Linked DNA regions of Mus musculus: region 2 is linked to region 1. Evidence: chromatin loops called from intact Hi-C (ENCODE). Cell type or tissue: left cerebral cortex. All regions are shown on one strand. Links, peaks and the distances in the headings refer to the core of each region. The heading gives the core; the rest is flanking DNA.

The links. Peaks named below come from ENCODE experiments on the same cell type or tissue, not always from the same donor. Only the 100,000 strongest peaks of a DNase experiment are listed, where the experiment ranks them.
Region 2: a loop joins it to region 1, with 2.6 times the contacts of the local background. A loop is called at or near these places in 1 of 42 quality-filtered maps.

What each region holds. Positions count from the first base shown.
Region 1 is chr16:15,860,985-15,865,379 of GRCm38, reverse strand. It overlaps Mzt2 (mitotic spindle organizing protein 2), which reads left to right and starts at 2,011. Exons shown (of 3, transcript NM_029354.3): 1 at 2,011-2,632; 2 at 2,837-2,982. The coding sequence starts at 2,457. Gm41425 (a long non-coding RNA gene) reads right to left here and starts at 1,943. Exons shown (of 3, transcript XR_875934.2): 1 at 1,869-1,943. In left cerebral cortex, for the core only: CTCF peaks have their summits at 2,303 and 2,507; DNase peaks (open chromatin) are centred at 1,976, 2,483 and 2,626; H3K4me3 peaks cover 2,503 bases; H3K27ac peaks cover 1,565 bases.
Region 2 is chr16:15,592,730-15,597,124 of GRCm38, reverse strand. It overlaps Ube2v2 (ubiquitin-conjugating enzyme E2 variant 2), which reads left to right and starts at 2,607. Exons shown (of 4, transcript NM_023585.4): 1 at 2,607-2,665. The coding sequence starts at 2,650. In left cerebral cortex, for the core only: no CTCF peak of the experiment used is centred there; a DNase peak (open chromatin) is centred at 2,605; H3K4me3 peaks cover 1,429 bases; H3K27ac peaks cover 912 bases.

The sequences.
Region 1 (4,395 bases), core at 129-4,128:
TGAGTCACATGTGAGCATCTGAGAGTATAACAGTGTGAAAGAATACGTAACAATATGGGCCTTAGTTAGGGCTTCTATTCTTTTGATAAAACACCATGACCAAAATCAACTTGGGGAGAAAAGGGCTCATATTATCTCACAAGTTGTGATCCATCATCTGTGGAAATCAGGGCCTGAACTCAAGACAGAACACAAAGGTAGGAGCTGGTGCAAAGGCCATGGAGAAATGTTGCTGGCTTATTTCCCATTGCTAGCTTAACCTGCTCTGATATACCATCCGGGACCACATGCCCAGGTGCGGTACCAGCCATAGTCACCTGGGCATTCTGGTATCAGTCATCAATTAAAAAAAAGATGCACCCCAGGCTTGCCCACAGGCCATCTGATAGGGTCATTTTCTCAATGGAGGATCTTCCCAGATGACTCTATCTTGTGTCGTGTTGGCAAAACACTAGCCAAGACAGTGTGTGTGTGTGTGTGTGTGTGTGTGTGTGTGTGTGTGAGAGAGAGAGAGAGAGAGAGAGAGAGAGAGAGATTTTGTATGAGCATGTTGTGTGTACATAAATGTTTGAATTTTTAAGTGCGTATTAGTACAAGAGCCCTTTATTAAGGTCTCTAAGTCTGTGCAATTTAGTCCTCTGGACTTTCCTAAAGTTGAGGCCATGTATGATTATGTCAGAATTATATGAAAATGGCGGAGTGACTTATGTGAGGGTCCAATGACCCTACCTTGACCTTCCTTCTATGAATGGACACTGGCCATCCATGGACCTGAGGTGATATACTCCTACAAACAGGCAGAGCTGATGGCATGCAGGTAACAGTTGTCTGGCTAGGGAGATGATGCTGTGCCTCACTTCGATTTGCCTCCAGTTTGTACTCTTGGGCATTCTGACCAATAGGAGCTGGTTCCTGGAGCCATCAATCCTACAATAAACTAATGAGGCAGGGAGGCCCTACATTTACATCATGGCCACAGTTCTGCGAAAACCTGAGATATTCTGGAATCCTGCAAACAAGCACCTGATGTTCCACCCTGGGAAGCAGGTGCCAGATTAGATGCACATACATCCTGTAATGTCTGCTCCTGGAGCCAGACTCATTCCCCACAGCCCACACTGGCTCTTCACAGTCACCAGCAGCTTACTGTCACCATGGTCCTCACTGTGACAGACGCACCATTCAACATGGAAATGGTGTTTAGTCCTTAGATCTGGACCTTGGTGACTGGCCAAAGGTTCACCAAATATGAAGACCGGAAGTGCAGAACCAGGGAAGCTGTGTTCAGTATAAGGAAGAAAGAAGGAAGGCTGAGAACTGACTAGATGCTCTAAATTCTCCCCTTCCCGGTAATGAATACGTTTTCCCCTAAGAATGAAGACTATTCACCCAATATATTTTTATATTGAAAATATTTTTTCATACTCTATAATCTGATCATGATTTCCCTCCCTTACCTCCTCCCTGAACTTTGCCACTTCCCTACCTTCTCAAGTTCTCTCTCTCTCTCTCTCCCTCCTCTCTTTTCTAGCAAATAGGCACATTTAAAAAAAATCAAGCCAGAATAAAACAAATTGAAAAAATAAAAACACCAATCAACAAACATACACATACGGATACACACACATATGCAAAAGACTAGTAATGTAAAATGGACAAAGCATCAGGAGACAAAATATCTCCAAGAGTGCCCCCGCACAAATTTTAGATGCCCCTCCTGGTCCCCTTTCACTGTGTAGGCACTTCTGGACGGCTCCCCCGGTCCACTCTTTCCCGATGGCAGTGACAATCATGGTAACCGGCCAAACATTTGCAGTTCTCAACACACCGGCCAAGCTAACGTGTTGAGTTCAAAATGACCATCCTACCTATCTTCAGAAATAGACGCCGCTATCCAGACACACAACCCGGAAATAGCGTCATCAAGCTGCGCGTCAGGCCACACCCCTGCCTACTGGGAAAAGCGGCTCAACCTCCCGGGAAAAGCGCCTGCAAAAGCAAAAGCCAATCAAGTGCAGAAGCAGTTGGCCACAAGGCGCGTGCGCAGTGACGTCCTCAGTTGCTCTTTACTCCCCAAGTTTATGTATTTCGGGGTCGGGGGACAGGAGTGCGTATCCGTTTAAAAGCAAAGCTGTTTAGGGACCGTCAACAGAACTGGTAATTACACGAGATCGTGAATACTCGTCATCCAACAGGCATTTGCTAAGTACCCGGTATATGCCAGGTACTATTCTGGGGTCTGCTACCTAAGCCAGCAGTCCAAGTCTGATCGTCAGGCAGTGATCAGCTTCCCACCACCCCACCCCATGCCTAGCACACTGCCCTGTGCACAGTAGACGTTCCGAACAAGTCAAGTAACCGACTGTGTAAAGGCCTCTTGGAACTCTCGCCTCGGTGCTGGAGCTGTTGACTTGCAGAGACTCTGTCCAACACAGATCCCTTTTCAGGCTATACGAATGGCGGCGGCGGCGGCTGCTGCTGGTGGTGCTGCACTCGCGGTTTCCACAGGATTGGAGACAGCAACGCTGCAGAAGCTGGCGCTTCGGCGGAAGAAAGTGCTGGGGGCCGAGGAGATGGAGCTGTACGAGCTAGCTCAGGCTGCTGGCGCCGCCATCGACCCCGATGTGTTCAAGTGAGAAAGCGGGGGTCGGGACTTTGAGCTCATACTCCCTACAGATAATGCCGGCTTTAGGACTCCTCATTCCTGCATCTGCTACTCTAAGATATCCGTGTCTCTTTAAGGGGTTTCAAGACGGTGACCCAGCTGGCGCGACTCCTAGAGCATGTCCGCCCTGTGGCTTTCAGTATTCGCTAAGCACTGCATTTGTTTCCCCAGGATCCTGGTGGACTTGCTGAATCTGAATGTGGCTCCCCTCGCCGTCTTCCAGATGCTGAAGTCCATGTGTGCTGGGCAGCGGCTGGCAAGCGATCCCCAGGACTCGGTGCCCATATCTCTGTCTACATCCACATCAGAGACCCGAGGTTAGAGATGGGCTGGGTACTTCTGCCTAGAGGGTGGCCGAGGTGGGGAAGGAGTAGAGAACCTCGTGCCGGCTTGTCTTAGAATTGCTCAACCTGTCTATAGGCCTCCTCCCAAGGTCTGCAGACCCATCCACCTTTCAGGGACTTTAGTTGGCTCCACCTTTCGGATTGTACTGCTGGACCAAAGACTGGTCCAAGCAAGCTAGACTTGGTCTTTCTGACTCCCTCTCACCTCTTCATCATGCCTCCATTGCACAGGTAGAGGAATAAACATGGCTTTGGTCTCCATCTACCACACAGCCTCAAGGAAGTGTTCAGAGAGCAGAGCAGACAACGCCTCCCCCTCCGAGGGCCACGTCTAGCTCCTGTTCATCTCAGGCCAGGCCCGAACACCTCTCATCTGGGGATTTTTTTGGGTTGCAGGACTGAAGCCATCTGATTCCTTTGGGACAAAAAGTAGAGGTCTGACAGAAAGATTCACCCAGTTCTCAGGTGTGAATGGCCTGGTCATGAGTGGGACCAGGTGTAAGCAGATGGTGGTGAGCAGAGTGTAACAGGGATCTCAGGTCCTCCAGCCTGCCCATCCTATCTGTTACATCTGTTCTCTCTGCCTGTCGGACCCTCTGAAATACAGCTTGTCCTCCCAGACAAGTGGATGCAAGTCCAGTGCTCATTTCCTGCCTGTAAGTGCAAGAACCACATGGAAGGAATCCAGGTGGGGTAAAGTGAGCAGTCTGGCCCAGTGAAGGCAGACTGTCAGGCCTGGGGACTCACACATACACGCTGACCCACCCACTTTCTGATCAATGTGTGTCTCTGGCCTCTATCACCCTTTCTCTTTGTGGAAGAGAAACAAGGGTAACCTTTCCCTCAGGCCTGCAGCCTCTCCAGGTCTGCTCCATGGCCCTCCTCCCAAGCACCTGCCTCCCTGCCCCCACCCCTCACCCTGGTTCTCTTGCTGCCCATCTTCTCCTGTCACAGGCATTTGATTGTCTAATCTGTGGGTTTGGTGTTGATGTGCACTCTGCCGCTGGAAGTTGCCATTGTCCCACAAGGCCAGGGCAGCTTTGAGCTACAATACCAGGGCACTGTAGGCCATCCCAGCCATGCAACTCAGAACAAGGACATGTTTTCTTGCTTAGTCTATCAAAGACACAGTACTTTTAGAATATGCAATTGTACCGGTGCCCCCGGATCATCCAACACCCCCACACTTGCACACTTTAAAGATCCCTACCCAGGCAGAGGATGTAGGTCAGGGACAAACATGAGGGATCATGGTATGCTATTGGGAACATGACCTCAGCCTCTTCAACACTGTCCCTTGGCTGATTGCAAGTATGGCGTAGGGAACAGATGCCTCTCCCTAGCCTCCTTGACAACACCATTAAGAATGACATTTTGTGGTCATAC
Region 2 (4,395 bases), core at 202-4,201, 270 kb after region 1:
TGCCCAGTTCTTGGAAACAGAGATTTAGGCCTAGTCTTCTTAATTGCTAGTTTGCAGCTTGTCATGGAATCAGTTTAGCCTTCTCACCTGAAGATTCAGATATGTCTCTTTTGAGTATATATGCAAAGACTTTACATGCTACTATTGAGATACTTGCTTATCCATGTTCATGGTGCCTGTATTCATAATAACCAGAAATTGGAAACAGTCTAGATATTCATTAACTGATTAGTGGATACTGAACATGTGGTACAGATATACAATGGAATCAATAAGCTGTTAAAATTATAAAAATTAGAAGGCAAATGGATAGATCTAGGACAAAATCTTTTAGAGAGAATTAACTCAGACACCCCCAAAGACAGATATGTATGTTTCTATGTCTTCTCTTACATGTGAATACTAGCTCTAAAGCCTTTAAATATGTGTGCTATAATCCACATAACCATAAAGGCTAGGTACTGTCTTAGTCACTGCTCTACTACTGTTAAGATACTATGACCAAGGCAACTCTTCTGATAGAAAGCATTTAATTGGGGACTTGCTTACAGTTTCAGAGGTTTAGTTCAATATCATCATAGCAATAGAATGACAGCATGCAGGCAGGTGCTGTAGCAGTAACTGAGAGCTACATTCTAGGTGGACATAGAGAGAAGAAGACAGACTAGACTTTGCATGGGCTTTTAAAACCTCAAAGCCCCTTCCCAGTGACACACTGTCTCCAACAAGGCCGCACTTCCTATTTCCTCTAATCCTTTCAAATAGTTCTACTCCCTTGTGACTAAGCATCAAATATATAAATGCTAGTTAATAGATGTGAAACATCTAGTTGTATCCCAACTGATTTTTTTTTAAGATTTATTTATTGATTATATGTAAGTACACTGTATCTGTCTTCAGACACTCCAGAAGAGGGAGTCAGATCTCGTTAGGGATGGTTGTGAGCCACCATGTGGTTGCTGGGATTTGAACTCTGGACCTTCGGAAGAGCAGTCGGGTGCTCTTACCCACTGAGCCATCTCACCAGCCCCCAACTGAATTTTTTTCATGTTCAGTTGCATAAGTATGTGATGTCTTCAGCAATATAGTCTTACAGTTAGGTTGTCAAGGATAACCAATAGCATTGTGAGTAGCCTATAATATTTGCTTGTGTGTGGTATTTATTGAACCTGACTTTGGATATTTTAAAGAGACTTAGAGGGTTGGAATTTTTAAAGACTGGGAATTCTAAAGTTGTACTGTATTTAATATTTTAGTATTTATGACATCTTGGGCACAAACAAGAAAGGAATATTAACAATGATGCACTTGGAATGGACTTGTATTAGATAATCTTTGTTGTGAACTTGACACAAATGGAAAGAGGAAATCTCAATTTAAGACTTGCCTTAGTCAGAATAACCTGTGGGCATGTCTGAAAAGAAAAACCTGGGGGAACTTTCTTAGTCACTAATTGTTGTAGGAGAATCCAGTTGGGTATGGGTATACCATCTTTAGGTACATGGGCTTACTCCTCCAAATAAGGTAGGTGAACGTAAGATAGAAATGTAAAGGTCCATGATTCACCGAAGAATGACACCTGGGACTCAAATAGTATGTATACTCAGAGAGTGCTTTATTTTGCAGAAGTCCAGCGTGTTGGAGTCTCCCATTGCCAAAACAGAGAGACAACTAAGTGAGTGTGCATGCTTGCTTTAAAGCACATTGGAATTCTGGGGAAGATGAGTTTTATCTTACTCTATCTCTAGGCATCCTAGAACCATTATCGGGCATGAAGGCTGGAGCCTGGGTTTTTTTCTATTAGTAATTGACTTGCCTGGGCTTGCCTGGACTTTCCCAGTTCTTAGGCCCAGTCTCCTTAACTGTCAATTTGAAGTCTGTCATGGAGTCAGCCTAGCCTTCTCAGAAGCAAGGTGGTAAGCTGCTTTTCTCCATCCCTTTTTGCTTCACGGTTTTGCTTGAGTTTCTTCTGTGGCTTTCTTTACTGATGGACTTTTGGTTCTGGTGTCATCAGAGCAAAACTACAGCCTAAACGTAGCCTGCACTAACACAGCCCAACCTTTTGGAATAGTTTTTTTTTTTTTTCCCCAACACAATTGTGAATTCCCATGTTTTACCTTGATTATTAATAACAGGTTTGGTGTGATGTAACTTTGTTTTTCGAGACAGGGTTTCTCTTTATAGCTCTGGCTGTCCTGGAACTCACTTTGTAGACCAGGCTGGCCTCGAACTCAGAAATCCGCCTGCCTCTGCCTCCCGAGTGCTGGGATTAAAGGCGTGCGCCACCACGCCCGGCTCGTGATGTAACTGTTAGCGTTTGTTTAGACATTATTTCAATATTTAATAAGAGGAGTCATAGGGAAAATTTCCCTTGGACACACTGACACTATTGGAGATCTCAGATCTTTTAAAGACTTTTTAAGCTCATGCTGCCTTAGTCTCCCAACCCAGTTTTATGTGTGTGTTTTGATTAGGACAACCGATGAACCAACAGTTCCAGAGACCATCAGGGGCAAAGCTTGCCAGGAACAGGAACCTGATACAGTCCCCACTATCCCCACTATCGGTCCCTCTATGACGGAGAGCAACGCGCTGCCGGAAGTGACGTTGACGCCCTGCGTGCGGTGGTGCGTCTGGTAGCAGGAGAAGATGGCGGTCTCCACAGGTCGGTTCCTAGCCGGGTCTGCCGCGCTCCCGCTGCTTTCTGTCCGGCGGGCCGCGCGGGACTGCGGGTGCGCAGTGCGGAGGGCCCCGCGAGGGGCAGGGGGTGGGGCGGGCGGTAGGGAGGTCGGGACGCGCGTGTCAGAGCTCGCGGTGACGGGGAGCCTGCGCGCCCACCGCCCGCGGCGGCCCTGCGGGAGGACCGGCAGATCTGGGCGCCGCAGCGGAGCCGAGGGTGGAGTGCGCTGGAGCGGCCCGCGGTGGCGGTGGCATTGCCCATCAACGGGGCTACGGCGGAGAGGCATCCTGGATGGAGCCGGGGATCTAGGCTGGGAGTCCACCAGACAGACACGTGCGGGAGGATAGGACTAACCGGAGGGTGGCTGCTGTCTGGAATAAGAGGGCGACGATTTTACTTAGGTGGCCGAATGCGTGTTCTTCTTCTTCTTCTTCTTCTTTTTTTTTTTCAATTAAGTGAAAAACTACAGTACACTGAGCCAGACGAAAGCTAATTGCAGGACAGTTGGTACCTTAGATAGGTGTTCTACTCTTGTCTACAATGTTCGGTTGCCTTTGAGCAGAAACTTGAAATTTAAATGCCAACAGGGTTTAGAAATTTGGTGACAAAAAAAATTAAAACAGTTTAAAAGTGTTGAGTTTTAGCATTTAAAAATGATGATTCATAAGATTTATTTTTTTTTCTAGTTCTTATTGAATCTAGGTTGTAGAAATGGAAGAGGTTGAGTGCATGTTGTGATTGTTAACATTTCAAGGTAATGCCTTCATATACATTTTTCATATTGTTTAAATCTTACCTTTATGTGTATGAGTGCCATAGACAATAAAATCTTTAGCAGTTCTACCTCTGGAAAATACATCAGTGGTCAGATCAGAGCTGTCCAAGACCAAAGCTCATTTTAAAAGTGATCTTTTAATGTTATAACCCTTAATCTCTTTACTTCTTATTTGAAATATATGTGCTTATTAGTGCCATGTTTTTTAAAGAGTTGTGCTCACTACCTTAAAATTAAACTAATAAAATGGTGTATTGTAATATGAAAAATGTCAATTTGTGATTGCATTTGTTCTTTTTAAAAATATTTATTATATATATATGAGTACACTGTAGCTGTCTTCAGACACACTAGAAGAGGGCATTGGGTTCCATTACAGATGGCTGTGAGCCACCTTGTGATTGCTGGGGATTGAACTCAGGACCTCTGGGAGAGCAACCAGTGTTCTTAGCAGCTGAGCCATCTCTCCAGTCAGCATTTGTTTTTTGGAACATATTTAACACTACTCATATGAAAGAATGTTAAGTATTTTGAAAAGAGCAGTAATTAGATAAAATGAGTGGTCCATACTTTTTATCAAACTTTGGTTTTTGGCAATTGAATGTGTACTCTAAGCGTTGGATTATTTGCCCATGTATTGCATATTAGATATCTGTATCCTGTTTGTTATTTTCACTGGTTTTAGACCAAGGAAATGGGAACTTTGGTATAATTAAAATACATCTTAGAAAATGGAGCTTATTTATTTATTTTTGAGTCAGTGTCCCATGTAGCCAGGCTGACCTTGAACTCTAACTGGAAAAAGTTTGGAGGATAATAATTCAAATTAGATTGAGAATTCCTTCTTAGAAAATTGAGAAACCAAAGAAGTAAAAAGTTACACATAACTTTACAGGAACAGAAGCAAGAGTATAATCCAGCATTCTCTCCATCATGACTA